Linked DNA regions of Homo sapiens: regions 2, 3, 4 and 5 are each linked to region 1. Evidence: chromatin contacts called from ENCODE Hi-C or POLR2A ChIA-PET data. All regions are on one chromosome and are shown on one strand. Each heading gives the region's core, a stretch centred on a gene start or an enhancer-like site at or near the end of the contact. The rest is flanking DNA. Distances are from core to core; before and after follow the strand shown.

Region 1 (2,700 bases), core at 171-2,670:
CCCCATCTAAAGAGAGTCCCAGGCTCTGAGAAGTGCGTATGGAGGTGCAGTTGTTGTATGGTTTTGAACTGATGATTTTTAAGGAATTCAGAATGTTCTCTGGCAAAGTGCCTCAGAAAGCTTCTAGAACAGGAAGTGGCCTGCCTGAGGGGTATTCTAGAGCCATTCACCTGTAGGCCTGCGCATATGGATGCAAGTGTAGAGAGGACCCCAGCAGAGAACCGGTAGGAGGCCGCTCACGCCATCCAGTGCCAGATAGCGAGAACCAGAAAGGCGGCAGTGGGCTTGAAAGGACATGGCACCTGGAAAGGCATTAAAAATGAAGAACTAATGGGACTGGCTACCGGGAGTGGAGGAGCGAGGCCCAAAATTGACTGCTAATCTGAATCTGGGCGACTGGTGGATAGAGGTGTCCCAGACAAGGGGCTGAGAAACTGGGAATGGGAGCATTTGACTGGGCGGGGGGCGGGGGGGTGGCGAGGGGTGGAATACAAGATGGGTTTGCCTAGAGAGGTGCCACGTCCTAACAGTTCAATCACAAACAATACTGGCACCTGAATTCATGGCCATTTAACTCTGTTCTTTGCTCCCAGCCCTGGGGGCGGAGCTGGGGAGTTAAAGCATCCCCTCTCTGGACAAGAATGCCTTTTCAGGCTGTTCCTAAAGCGCCTCCGAAAATCATCCTGAAACCGTAATTTTGAGGGCAGGGAAGCTGAGGACACCAAGCATTCTATTTAGGAATAATCTTTGTGACTGTTGGAATTGAGTTTCCACACCTAGATATTCAGAGGGCACGGGAACTTATGTCCGGAGCCTCCTCTCCGGAAGAGGGCGGCGAGGATGGGGGTCCAGGCGCCCCTTGGCCCCTTTCCCGTTTCGGACTCTCCGGGGTCACCAGACGGCCGTTCTTTCCGCTTGGGCCCGGGTCTGGGGGAACTGCTCCTAGCGCCCCGGGGCCCGCTCTCCGCCGGAGCAGCCTGGCCTCTCTCCCCCGGCTCCGTCAGCGCCGCTCTCCGCCTCCGGCCCTCCCGGCAGGGCTGCTCGAAGCTGCTCCGGGAGCTTCCCCGGTGCGGCCCGGAGGAACCTCGCAGGACCCCGGGAGACGCCGCCGCCGCTGCCCGGCGGGCTCAGGGACCGGTTCCCAGGCCCCCACACCCCCTCTCGGGGATCCCCTGTCGCCGACTCCCTCCCGGACCCGCAGGACACTCCCCTCCGGAGGCCGGGCCTGGTCCGCCCGCCCGCCGCCCCCGTCCCGCCCCGCGCGCCGCGCCGGGAGCCCCGAGCCCGACCCCTCCCCCGGACGCCCGGCCCGCTCGCGGGACGGAGGCGGCGATGGTGACTGGGCAGCGGCGCGGGGCCGGGGCCTGGGCAGGGCGGCTCGGCCGCCTCTTTCTCTCGCTGCCCCCGCCCCTCCTCCTCCTCCCTCTCCCCGAGTGCTAGCCCGGGCGGCCGCCGAGCTTGGCGCTCTCTCGCCTCGCTGCCTCCTCCCCCGCGCCGCGGACCCTCTCCCCTCCCTTGCGTTGCCCCCCTCTCCCGCCGCCTCCTCCCGCTCTCCTCTCGCTCTCCTCCCGCCTCCTTCTTCCAGGCGCGGCCAGCGGGGGCAAGAGCGAGGTGGCTGCGAGGAGGCGTCACTGAAAGCCCTGACTTGGGGAAGGCTGCGGGCTCGGAGCCGGAGACGCCGAGCTGGGGCCGGGTGAGTGGCAGGCGTCGGGCCCGCGCGCGCTGCGGGAGGGGAGAGCCGGTGGGCCCGGCCAGGTGGGCGCCCCGCGCGGGCGCATGGGGAGCCGTTGCGGCCGGCCGAGCCCTGGCTGCTTGAGCCGCGGCTGGCGCGGGAACTTCGCTTCGGCGCCCTGGGAGACCGCGCCGAGCGGTCGGAGGTGCTGCGGGATGGGCGTTGGGTGCTGGGAATGGGAAGGGAACAGCTGCTTCTCAGCGCCGCCGGCGGCCGCAGAAGTGGAAAAAAGTTGTGCCGGGAACAGCGTCTCCTCGGGAAGCCGGCGCGAGCCCTGCTCTCTGGGCGTCGCTGGCGGGCTTCGGACGGCGGCGCGTGGGTCCCAGGCGCAGCTGGGCGCCGGGTTCCAGCGCGCCTGGCACCGCTCCCTGGGGGCCGCCCCGTGGTCGCCCCTGCTGTCCCTGGTCCGTGGCGTGTGGGTCACTCTGGCCACAGACGTCAGCTGCTTCTCAAATCTGGACTGCATTTTTGTGGGCAGCTCAGTGATTTGGGGTGCGGGCTGGAAGAGGTGGGCGTGGAGTGGGGAAGACCGCATCTGGGATGGGCGGCTTGAGCCCACGGGCTGGGCAAAGGACTGGGGAGACTCTGCGTGTGTTTCTGGATGTTTTTAGGCACACAGTTTTTTTTTTTCTTTTCCCTTCCATTCAGCGGCCCAGTGTTCTTCGAACTTAGAAAAGCAAAGGATTTTCTTCAATCCCGTTCGACTTTTCTGTTATTTCAGGATGGTCATGAGTTCCATGAAAGTCCATGTGCTTGTTTCAATGGGAGCAACACCAGAGTAAAGACAAAGTCCTATCCCCACCCCCGTCCTCGCCTCCACCCGGGCCATTTCCTGTATGTCCCATTTTCTCTGTTGTGATTGTGCGAGTGTGTTTGTGCATGTAGGTTACCATCGGTGGGTGACCTACGTGGAAAGGAGAACTCTTTGAAATTGCAACGCGGCCGCTATGGAAAGTGTGTGCTGGAGC
Region 2 (2,700 bases), core at 122-2,621, 240 kb before region 1:
CCCAGGAGATCGAGGCTGCAGTGAGCTGTGATCCTGCCACTGCACTCCATCCTGGTTGGAGGAGTGAGACTTTGTCTCAAAAAAAAAAAAAAAAAGATAAGATTTGAGAATATCAGAATGTAATTTGAATATCTAGGTAGATAATGTCTCCAAAATCTTTTAGCAGGAGAAGATTGAATTTACCGAATCCTTTAGATGTGTACTAAGACATATATTAGCACTCCAGTTTGCCTCTCAGTAATTTAAAAAAAAATCCAAAGAATCAACCATCAACAAGCAGATACTTTTCTGGGACAAAGAGGCTTCTCCATTTTTGAAACGATGTTGCCTACTCATCTGTTAGTCACCCTTGCATCAGGGCCGTGTTCAAAGAGATGTCCAGGCTTGGTATGAGGCTGCTAGAGCCTTCCTTGCTTTTCCTTTTGTGATCTTTGAGTCAGGTTGGGAAGGATGACTAGGGTAAGCCCCAGCTGAAGCATGCACAGGGATGTTGGGGTAGAGATGATGTTTCAGGGCAGCCCTCCACGGCCAAGCCACACATTAAATTGTTTGGGGAGTAGTTCTAAAAATTAATGCTGTTGTCATGGTTTCATTTTGATTTTTATCAGCTGGATATGGATGAGGCTTCATTGTCATATACTTAATGTTTTTGCTTAGATCTTTGGCAAACCAATATTTTTCCATGACTTTTTGACAGTTATTTTTGTTCAATAGTGAATAATAAAGTGAGATTTACGGTCTGTATATGATAATGTTTGTCTTACTTTGACATTTCTTTTCTAGACAGTAAAGGCCTTATAATTAGATTTTCCCTGTGCCAAAACATTGCTGCAAAACCATCTCCCTGAAAAAACGTTTCTTTGCTTCTTTTAGGAGCTGGCGTCATCTTATTTTGATTTGGAATTTTTTTCATATGTCAGTCAGGAAATGAAACAAAAATTTCTCTTGAATATGAATTCTTAACAAGAAAGAAATTAACTTTTGCCGAAAAATAAAACTAGAAGGGAAAATGAGAAGAAACGTCTTTGAAATGCTGATGGTTCCATTGTCTTTTTAAATTCTAATTTATGTCAAACTTCAGTGAGCAATATAGGAAACTCCCTTTTCCACCTTGTTGCAAAAGAGCTTATTTTATTCTTGTTGCTACTCCTACCAGTTTTATGTTGAATTCTTTGAAATACCCAGGAGACTGAACTAGAACTTATGGACCGCACCCTATTTCTCATATAGTTAACCAACTAATGTCCTAACTCAGTGGATTCTGCCCCATTGCTGATAAGTGGCAACCATCGGCCAGGTGCCATCTGTGGGGGTACAAGGACAGGCGAAGCTGAACTGCCCTTCTGCTGAGGCCACATCTGCAGTTGGCGCTATGCCAGGAGAGCCTTGGAGAAGTTGCACATGTGTCCATTGACAGTGCTTTCTCTTTGGAGTGCTCTTAAAAAGAATAACTGTTGATAGAATCGCTTATTGCTAATGGCAAAACATCACAGAGAACTAATTGCAAAAACAGTCACACTTACTACATCCGTGGCCTCCCCTAATGATATGTGGAAACACCTTCCCTTTCCTACAGTAGCAAAAGTGGCCAAATTCTCTGTACAACCCGGAGAATTTTCCTATCTGAGTCATAACTGAAGAGCTGCTCCTAGAATCAGATTCCAGATCCAGCCACCCTTGTCCCCATCATCTCCACTCTTATTTCCACCACCATCTTCATCCAATACTTTCCGTTGAGCACTAACAAATATGTGCAACTGAAGGACACTACATAATACCTCAGAGAAGTGTATCTATTTAAAACAGAGACAACAGGCTTCTTCTAAAGTATTGAGCCAGCATCACTTACAGCAATCCAGACAACAGAGTGAAATAATCGTTCTGTCTCAGCCTTTCTTGATATCACGGGAAGAGTGTAGGTATTTCTTTCCAGTGTATTTTTGTATCACATGAATAGCACCTTCTTCTAAGTTTCGATACATTGGTTATGAGTGATTGCTACTCTGTGCAGTATCATGAACATGGAGGAATTTCTTCTTTCTACTGATGGTGACCTTTTGTTGTTTTGAATATACGGGTCTGCTCAGCTTCAATATGAAATGGAATGTGTATTTCAACAACTGGCCTGAGTGAATGTTTGGGCCTTGAGTTTTTGTCAAGAAGTGATGTGGGGAGGTTTGAAGAAAGATTCTTGTAAGTCTGTGATGTCAAATGATGAGATTGTCTGTCACCGACCCATGTGTTGAAGAATTGTTTCCTCACCTGATCTAACTCAAGACTCTTCTCTACTCCCTTTCGAGAAGCACAGAAAAGAACTGAGAACTGGTGTGTTAAGGGCGCCACCAAAAGTTTCCTTGGCAGTAGAGCCTTGAATTTCTTCCCCAACAGCAGCTAAGCCTTCTCTAAAAGGAATTACCATTACCTTGAAATAACTTCCTATGTACACTCATAGGAAGAGTGTACACTTTGCTGAGGTTGACCGTACTTGTGGTTTTCATCAGGAAGTGAAAGTTTATGTGGCCTACATGTGTGAGCCCACTCTATACTAGGGATAGCAGGAGTGTGGTGCTCTAGGGGCAGAGGCCTGGGGTGTCACACAGACCTTGTTGGAATCCTAGCATTGCCATCTATTCACTGTTTGGCTTTTTCAAACTTCCTTTTAAAAAACGTGACAAAATGGTTATAATACTAAACTATTTG
Region 3 (2,700 bases), core at 108-2,607, 160 kb before region 1:
GGTTGTGAGTGTCAAACGCATGCTTCTGTACTGCGCTCCTGCTGCCTCCAAAAGCAGGGGGAGCCTTCAGTTCATCACACCTACAGCTCTGGACATTTTTTCATGTTGTTAAATTAATCTAACATTGTAGGATCTGAATTTTCTATAGAAACTTTACCTAACTTTTCTTGTATTGCTAATTTGTTGTATTGAGTAAGCCTTCTGTGTAGAAAACAGTTTAACTATGTTAACAACACTATGTCAAAGATTCAAAGCCTTTGAGAGCTTAGGAGAAATCCAACCCCAGTCATTTTCTGACACAACTGAACACAGTACTCTGTGGTTGAAAGTTCCTGAAACTCCCAAAGCACAGGAAGGCTGACTACAGATCCTAAAGATGTTTAACTCACATAGTCCTTGGTGGCACTTACTGTTTGCAGCTGGAGGGCCTTGTATTTTCTTAAAATGCATCCTAAATAAAAACTCAAAAGCCATTCAATGCTAATTCAAGTTTCATGGTTAAAGGCGCAGCTTTGCTGGCATCTAGAATTAGAACCGTGTGGTGTGTCCCCCAGAAAACGAGCTCTCATGGCAAAAACAGACAAACTCTACCCCCTGCCAAACTAACTGTCAGCAGAAATCTGGTCTGCTTTCTGAAATGGGATGTAGGTTTCCAAATTCTCTAGACAATCTCTTTCCAAAGCAAAGGAGAAACAAATAACTCACAGGCACCAACTGCATTTTCTGTTCAAAGCAAGAAGGGTTTTCACTGTGCTGTTTTTACCTGTCATTTCACAACTCAGTTCTCTCTGGAGCACTTGTACCAAGGGTACAAGAAAGTCATGAGATCAGAGAGCTGGTTTTGGACATGCACTTAATCACTCCCATCCTTATTTCCCCTGCTTCCCTGATGCCCCTGAATAGCAGGCTCTGTCCCCGAAAGAGAAATGAGAGTTAAAGAAATGACCACTTAACCTTTTCCTTTGGTAGGGAGGTTCTAGGAGGCCAGTGAAGCTTGCGGGGGTCGGGAAATTTGAGAAGTGAATGGAGATTAGGAGAACAGAGTTTGCTCCAGATGAGCTTTGGAGCTGTGCCTTTTCTTCTGGAACTCACTACCGGATCAAGGGGTCTAGTGGGGTGCCCACCACACTGGCCACCAGACCAGGCTTGATGGAAAGGGCCCAGAGATGGGTCCTGCTTGTGCAGTCTACAACTGCCAGCATCAGCTGCCCCCTATTCCTCTCTGTGGCCCATGGTCAGCCAGAATCAGAGGGCCAAAGCAATGGGCCTGTAGCTTGAGAAGCATGTCAGCAGGCTGGGGTTCAAGGCCAGGCCTACAGGCCCGCAGTGGAGAGGGCAAGGCTGGCTCCAGGTCCGATGGGCAGGTTGCCAGGACGTGATTTTCAGAGCAGGAAAGTGGAGTGAAGCGTGACTGGCAGTGAGTGTGAGCAGACAGCTGCAGAGTCGTCTCTGCCTAGTGTTAGGCCTGGCCGCAGGCTCTGGCGGCCCTCAGCCTGACCGTAGGATGGGTCTCCCAGCTTCAGCTGAAGGCAAGAAGTGCCGCTGACTTGGGGAGCTGAGCCAGACCTGGCTCCTGCCCTCCTCCCTGAACGTGCTCCAGGATCATCTGTCTGCCTGTTGTTCCTCACTCTTTTTAGCTCTCCACGGGGCTGGCCTTTGTTGTAGACAGAGAAGAGAGGCACTGTGTTATGTGCCGAAAGCTCTGTCACAAGACACCTACACCACCAATGTGCTGCCGTGCTTTTCCTCATGCTGTTCCCGTTGCCCAAGTGACCTTTCCTGCCTTTCTGTGCCTGGTAAAATCTGGCTTGTTCTTTGAGATCCAGTTCAAATGTAAGCTTCCTTGGCAAGTCCTTCCCAGCCGCTCTGACCACCACCTTTCCTGGCAGGATTGCATACTGATTGCAACCCCCTCGGTGCCCGCTCAGCGTGTTCTATGCACCTGTAGCTCTAGCCCATTATGATAGAGTTATTTATTCACATTCTTTGTTAGATGCTGAATCTGTCCAAGACAGGGACCTGGACATCTGTCCATTCATCTCTGTATCCCTCCCAGCACAGTGGCTGAAACACAGTTTGTCATTTATACATGTCTGTTTTGCAAATCCGTTATCTGAGATGAAAGCCTGTAGATTTCATTAACATCTTAGCTCTGACTAGTTGAGAAATCAAAAGTAGGGCACATGGCACAGCTAACACATATTGGCGTCTTGCTGTGTGCTGCCCTAGACACCCCGTGTCCAGCAAAAAGTCACACATCGTTGACCCGAGCAGAGGGAGCCCAGGGGGCCATCCTGTGTCCCTCCAGCATCACTGCAAACAGGGTGGGGGCACCAGTGGAGGCAGGAGCGCTGACCTGTCTTGAAGGCTGAGAGTAAGATGGGTCCCTTGTGGCCTTCAAAAGTATTTGGACTTCTGAAGCTGCCTGTGGCTCCGGAAATTAGGGAAATGCTTTAGTGGGAGTGCTTCTGTGTGCGGGGAGGTGTAAGTGCAACATGAACTGAATCTCACTCCACCCAGTACAGGATGTGCCCGGAGAGCATGCTGAGCTACCCTGTGCCAGCTACGTGCTCTAGAACAGCATCCTCCCAGCCACCCAGGAGGTCATGCAGGCCTCGTCATCAGAAAAGTGGCTTAAAAACCATGTGGAGTCAGACCATTTGAACACTAACTAGAAATGGGAGGCTATTAGGGAATTAT
Region 4 (2,700 bases), core at 191-2,690, 180 kb before region 1:
ATGCCAGAGGCTAAGGGCCCCTTGGCAGTTTGTTCACTCTTTATAATCCAAGTGAAGAAACTGAGGCACCAGGTCATGCATGCTGTTAAATATCAGAGCTGGAACTCAGGGCTGTTCAGACCCGGCATGTACATCATGTCCTACTGATTTCGCAGGTCTCATCGCTTTGTGTCCTACCCTTGTCTTGTGGGAGAAGGGCACCCAGATATGAGTTACGATCATCTCACCTATATAATAGCATGTTGATGGGACATGACTCATTTAAAGGAGGCTGGAAAAATGGGTCGAGTAGTCACATTAGCCTTGCTAGATTCACATGTAATCTGACTCTGCAGATGGTGGTAGCTTCTGCTTGTAGAGCTAGTCATGGAAGCCCTGTCAGTGCCTTGTATTCACTCCACTGGAGGGTGCTGGGGGGATGAGGGAGCTGTGTGTGGGGTGGGCAGTGTCACCTAGTAAAACAGGTAGAGTTTGGGGGTGCCAGAAAGCCCTGGGTTTTATTCAATACCAGCTCTGACTTATTTCCTGTGAGCTTGTGGGTAAGTTCTTCCAGCCATCTGTTTCATCACCTATACGTTGGGAACGATTATAACAATATCTCCTGTAAATATGTCCAAACAACAGTGAACAACAATTACATTCTGGCTGCTACGATTGGGGCAGGGTGGGAAAGTTGCACTTTTCACTTTATGTATTTCTCTAGTTTTAATTTTAAATTATGAGCACATGTGACTTCCTTAATCAGGAATAAAGCCATAAAGCTTTATTTGTGAAAACCACCTCCAAGGAGGGTTCCGGTAAGCATGGAATATCTGAAATCTGCTGGGTTCTTATAGAGTGGGAGTTGCTGCTTCCGTGCCTGCCTGTACTAGGTCAGAGCAGTTAGAATTTTGTGTCGTCTCTAGTTGCCAATATTTGTCTTTAGCAGCTCGTCAAATTTTCCTTGGTGTGGGTTGCTACATGCCCTCAATCACAGAGCCAAAACACAGATAGCTTTCTCCTTTTTAATTTTCAAAGGCTTCTAGTCTGCCCCCTCCGCTTTGGGGAGCACTAAAGTCTGTTTGGAAATGTGGCCTTTTTGATGCCAAAGGCAGTCCCACAAGCCTCGTATCCCCTCCACCCCACTTCACACAGCACATCTCAAGGAGCACGCATGAAACCTTCACTGTTAACACTTGGTGCTGGCATCCTGGCTTTCATCCCGAGAAAATACACAAACCAAACCAAATCCACAGCACTTTAAAAACACTAATTAACTCTCACCACTGGCCTAGGCTACGCAGAAATGGCAAATCCCGCTGCCCCAATTTTATGTTTGGAGAAATCAGGGTAAGCAACATTTTCTAGGGCTTCTCTGAGCCAGATCACAGAAGCTGACCTGAAGGACTTGGCCTGGCCCTGCATCTGGAGTTAGGCCATTTGATGAAGGGCCAGCTGCCTCACCAGATCCCTTCTCTACAGCACCACGTGGTTAGTGGCCCATAACTCCATTTGTACATCAGCGTTTGTTTTTTTTTCCCCAGGGTTACTTTGATGCCAAACTGTCTCATGTCCAACTGACCATTTATTTATTTGCTTACTTTTCTTTAATTCTGGTACAGCCTAGAAATTTTAGCCATAGCTTCCAAGTGTAGCCTGTTAATTATAGTTGATTAAAGGTTCTATGCTGATTTTGAATTTCAACACAAAAGCAGACTAACTTCCAAACAGTCCCTCTCAGGTCCAGTGGCTCCGCCCCTTCCGTCTTCCACCCTGGAGCCTCCCCAGGTCTGGTAAAGATTTGGTGGTGTCCAGACTCCTTTTTTCCTCTCCCAGTCTGGACCAGTCATTCTCCTACCTCAGTTCCCCAGTCTTACCATCTGTAAAGATAAATATATCCATCTTTCTTGAAAGAGTCTACCATAAAATTCTGTAAAAACATAAAACCTCATAAAATTTTAGGGAACATATCCAATGAAATTAAAATTTACAAAGTAAATCTATTTTGTAAATATTTATTGATCTTGTCAGAATTTTTAGGGGTTTTAGGGTGCTTGTGTATAAGGCTGAAATAAAACTTTTGAAAACATTTCTGGGACGTTGTTGAAAACAGACTAAACGGCCTGTTTAGTAACCCATAATGTAAGATGTTAGTAATCAGGCATTTATAGACTGAAGTCTGTTACCTCTGGCAGAAAATACCTAGGGAATGAGTATATGGCCCCTGCTTCTAAAGATTCTTTTGAATCAGAGGAAAACATATGCCCAGGAAAGGATATTAACACAGTTATAAAATAAAGTAGAACAAATGATAAGTGATATAATATAAGCAGTAAGGACAAATGAAGAAGTGACAGCATTTGGGAGTGATTAGGAAAGGTGTTCTCAAAAAGGATATCTTTAAATTTGTCCATTACTTCAACAACTTTAGTTTTATCTTTCTTGATTTTAATGTGAATGAAGGAAAAGAATATTTAACACTATTAGTTTTCTATCACTGATCAAACAAATTACCATAAACTCAATGGCTTAAAACAACCAATACTTAACCATCACTCTATTTTCGTATTTTTTGAATGTTTTCAGTTCTGTAGGTCAGAAGTCTGACATGGGTCTCACTGGACTAAATCCAGGGTACCGATTGGCAGGGCTGCAGTCCCTTCCAAAGGCTGAGGGGACATCCCATTTCCTTGCCTTTTCCTGCTTCTAGAGGCTGCCTAC
Region 5 (2,700 bases), core at 160-2,659, 140 kb before region 1:
TCTCCTTTTCCACTTTCCTCCCATGCTGCCCCCAGCACACGCATACTTGCCTCATCGCCTCAAAAAAAAAATAATAAAAATTGAAATCTTTCTAATGCCAATTCAGCCTTCCAGTTTCATCTGAGACATCACTTCTTCAGGGAGATCTTCTCCTTTCCCTAGACTAATCAAGGTCCCCACCTTGCCTTCCTAGAGCCCCCATCCCTAGCCACAACACCCATCAAAATTGATCATCACTGCTTGTCTCCTTGCCTTCCTCCACCTGGCTGTGTGCCCAGCAACTAGGACTAGTTCAAGAAGTATTTGTTGACGAAGTAAATCAATTTAGTTTGGGGGGACCATGGCCACAGGATCAAGACACTTCTCAGCTCTCTGCTGTCTCCTTACTCTTGCTTTCCAGACTCTGATTCCCGAGCAGTTGGGAAGACATCTTTTTGTTTCTTCCATTCTGAAATTCACTGACCAACTGCGTACATCCATGCTCATAAACATTTGATTTAGCTATAAAATCTATTTTAAATAAAAATGCCAATTAGAGTAGAAACTTCCTGCTCCTCCCTGTCCCCACTATGTGTAAGGTAAGTGTGGAGGTGGGAAAAAGAGCGTTGTCTTCTAAGGAGTGGGAGTTGAATGTCTCCTAGGTGCCCACTGCAGGCAGCATGAAAATAATAGGATGGATACTATAGGAGGCACATTTGAGATCTTTCAAATTGCTCCAGCTGACCATCCATGACATGGGCTACCTGGTGAGGCAGGAAGTCCTGTGTGGGACTGTCCTAGGGCAATAGCTGTGCAAAGACCATCATAAGTGCAACAGATGCTGCTGAAGATGGTAATTTCAGGCAGCCTATGTTAGGCCAGGGCTCAGCTGGGCTAGACTAAGGGAACCAAAGACAGGTATGAAAGGGACTGTAGGCTCCAGTGACCCCAAGGCAGAACCAGAATTGGGAATCTCTGTTCTATTGCACTCTGTTTTTACAATTCTGGCCAGACCTGTAGTGTGGCATACCACTACAGGTTATGTGGGGAAAATGTTACCACATATTCCCCACATAATTTTCTAACAATACCTCGTTCCCTTTGCAGCTGGTTCAGATCTCACAGTCATAAGAGGGTTGAGCAGTTGGTCACACCTTGACTTGACAGCTGTCAGTCAGAGGCCATAGGTTCAACATATATTGAAATGATTTCTTTCAGTTGGTCAGTTGGTTTTACCTATTTGCCTGGGCTTATGGCGACCACCGTGGAAATTCAAGAGACCTGTACCCAGAATCCGTGCACTTATGGTGCACAGAATGCTCACTACGTGTAGAATCTTATTTCCTCTTCACACTCATTCTATTTAGGTAGTATTTTGGTTCTCATTTTTGCATACAAGGAAACAGGAACTCAGAGTGGTTAAATGACTTTATAAGATAAGAAAAAGAGCTTGTTCTAAAGGCTATTGAAATGCCAGTGATTGATTTCTCTGAGTTACTTTTCAGAACTAGAGTGATGGCATAGGGCAAGCTTATTCAAACCCATGGCCCACGGGCTGCACGTGGCCCAGGATGGCCTTGAATGCGTAACTTTTTTTTTTTTTTTTTGCGACAGATTCTCACTCTGTCGTCCAGGCTGGAGTACAGTGATGCGATCTCGGCTCGCTGCAACCTCCACCTCCTGGGTTCAAGTGCTTCTCATGCCTCAGCCTCCTGAGTAGCTGGGATTACAGGCATGCACCGTCACACCTGGCTAATTTTTGTATTTTTAGTAGAGATGGGGTTTTACCACAGTGGCCCGGCTGGTCTCGAACTCCTGGCCTCAAGTGATCTGCCCGCCTCAGCCTCCCAAAGTGCTGGGATTACAGGCGTGAGCCACCATGCCTGTAAACTTTCTGAAAATTCATAAGCTTTCTTAAAACATTATGAGTTTTCTTGCAATTTCTTTTTTTTTTTAGCTCATCAGCTGTCATTAGTGTTAGTGTATTTTATGTGTGGCCCAAGACAATTCTTCTTCTTCCAGTGTGGCTCAAGGAAGCCAGAAGATTGGACACGCCTGGCATACGGCATACCACTGCGCCATCCAAAACAGCTGTGCACAGCCCCACTTCCCAGCTGTTAGGGGCTTTTTTCATCTTCAAAAATTAAGCAAAGAGGTTCACTAAAGCATCAGTTCAGAGTGTGGGGCTTCTAGTCAGTGTATTTTAGGGAATTAATTTTAGGAAGAAACTATTTTTAGGTCCACGATTATTTTTAAAAACAAAAATCTAGACAACAGTGCATACATGCACGTCTGGATATGTAAGCCCTTACCACACAGCGAGATGAGAGGGTGGCCTTGGCCAAAGCCTGCAGTTGTTGGGACATTCAAAACCATGAGCAGACTGGAGATTTGAGCCACATGTGCACCAGCGCAGTCGCTCAGATGCGGCCTGGGTGCGCTGATCTGGGAGGGGGACTCACGGGCTCTGGGTCTCTGACTAGCTGGCACATGAAGGACCTTAATGACTTGAACCTCACTTTCAGTTTGAGATCCTTTGAACTTTTGTTAGAGTGAGCCATAAAGAAGTGGTCAGCCAATCAGATGTTTAGTATAAACTGAACTTTAGCGTAAATAAGCTTTAAGAGACACATTTGATTTACATAATAAATAAACAAGCTACTTTTAGGAACTTTTAAGTACAAAAGTTGAAGATAGTTGCTAATTAAACCTAAATCTTGC

Evidence for each region. A loop is a pair of places that touch in the nucleus more often than their neighbours do. ChIA-PET counts read pairs that join two places held with the same protein, here RNA polymerase II (POLR2A). Pooled maps may share reads with other maps.
Region 2: a map of mammary epithelial cell shows a loop between it and region 1 (7-fold over the local background). The contact joins the enhancer-like site here to the promoter of LHFPL2 in region 1. A Hi-C loop is called at or near these places in 12 of 168 maps with a recorded cell type or tissue (B cell, Caco-2, Calu3 and 9 more), 34 of 37 single-sample maps with no recorded cell type and 12 of 50 pooled maps. POLR2A ChIA-PET finds 5 or more read pairs at or near these places in 1 of 52 experiments (HEK293).
Region 3: a map of chondrocyte shows a loop between it and region 1 (2.4-fold over the local background). The contact joins the enhancer-like site here to the promoter of LHFPL2 in region 1. A Hi-C loop is called at or near these places in 5 of 168 maps with a recorded cell type or tissue (HepG2, chondrocyte, heart left ventricle and 2 more) and 3 of 50 pooled maps. POLR2A ChIA-PET finds 5 or more read pairs at or near these places in 3 of 52 experiments (BJ, H1 and MCF 10A).
Region 4: a loop to region 1 is called in a pooled map, with 2.5 times the contacts of the local background. The contact joins the enhancer-like site here to the promoter of LHFPL2 in region 1. A Hi-C loop is called at or near these places in 1 of 37 single-sample maps with no recorded cell type and 6 of 50 pooled maps. POLR2A ChIA-PET finds 5 or more read pairs at or near these places in 1 of 52 experiments (B cell).
Region 5: a loop to region 1 is called in a map of HCT116, with 2.4 times the contacts of the local background. The contact joins the enhancer-like site here to the promoter of LHFPL2 in region 1. A Hi-C loop is called at or near these places in 7 of 168 maps with a recorded cell type or tissue (Caco-2, HCT116, IMR-90 and 4 more) and 6 of 50 pooled maps. POLR2A ChIA-PET finds 5 or more read pairs at or near these places in 3 of 52 experiments (A549, BJ and HCT116).

Annotation. Positions count from the first base shown.
Region 1 is chr5:78,647,492-78,650,191 of GRCh38, reverse strand. LHFPL2 (LHFPL tetraspan subfamily member 2) reads left to right here and starts at 1,420. Exons shown (of 5, transcript NM_005779.3): 1 at 1,420-1,693. RefSeq lists silencers at 882-1,821, 2,112-2,171.
Region 2 is chr5:78,887,647-78,890,346 of GRCh38, reverse strand. All of the region lies in intron 4 of ARSB (arylsulfatase B), which reads left to right. Among named protein-coding and RNA genes, the nearest start is that of ARSB, 96 kb to the left of the region's middle. Within about 2 kb of position 1,371, at least 6 of the 41 ENCODE cell types and tissues checked have a DNase peak (open chromatin) inside an H3K27ac peak, as active enhancers do; they include IMR-90, where a contact is called at or near this core.
Region 3 is chr5:78,808,416-78,811,115 of GRCh38, reverse strand. All of the region lies in intron 6 of ARSB (arylsulfatase B), which reads left to right. Among named protein-coding and RNA genes, the nearest start is that of LHFPL2, 160 kb to the right of the region's middle. RefSeq lists an enhancer at 932-1,432. Within about 2 kb of position 1,357, at least 3 of the 41 ENCODE cell types and tissues checked have a DNase peak (open chromatin) inside an H3K27ac peak, as active enhancers do.
Region 4 is chr5:78,829,056-78,831,755 of GRCh38, reverse strand. The region is part of intron 6 of ARSB (arylsulfatase B); the gene reads left to right. Among named protein-coding and RNA genes, the nearest start is that of ARSB, 150 kb to the left of the region's middle. Within about 2 kb of position 1,440, at least 8 of the 41 ENCODE cell types and tissues checked have a DNase peak (open chromatin) inside an H3K27ac peak, as active enhancers do.
Region 5 is chr5:78,791,265-78,793,964 of GRCh38, reverse strand. The region is part of intron 6 of ARSB (arylsulfatase B); the gene reads left to right. Among named protein-coding and RNA genes, the nearest start is that of LHFPL2, 140 kb to the right of the region's middle. Within about 2 kb of position 1,409, at least 2 of the 41 ENCODE cell types and tissues checked have a DNase peak (open chromatin) inside an H3K27ac peak, as active enhancers do.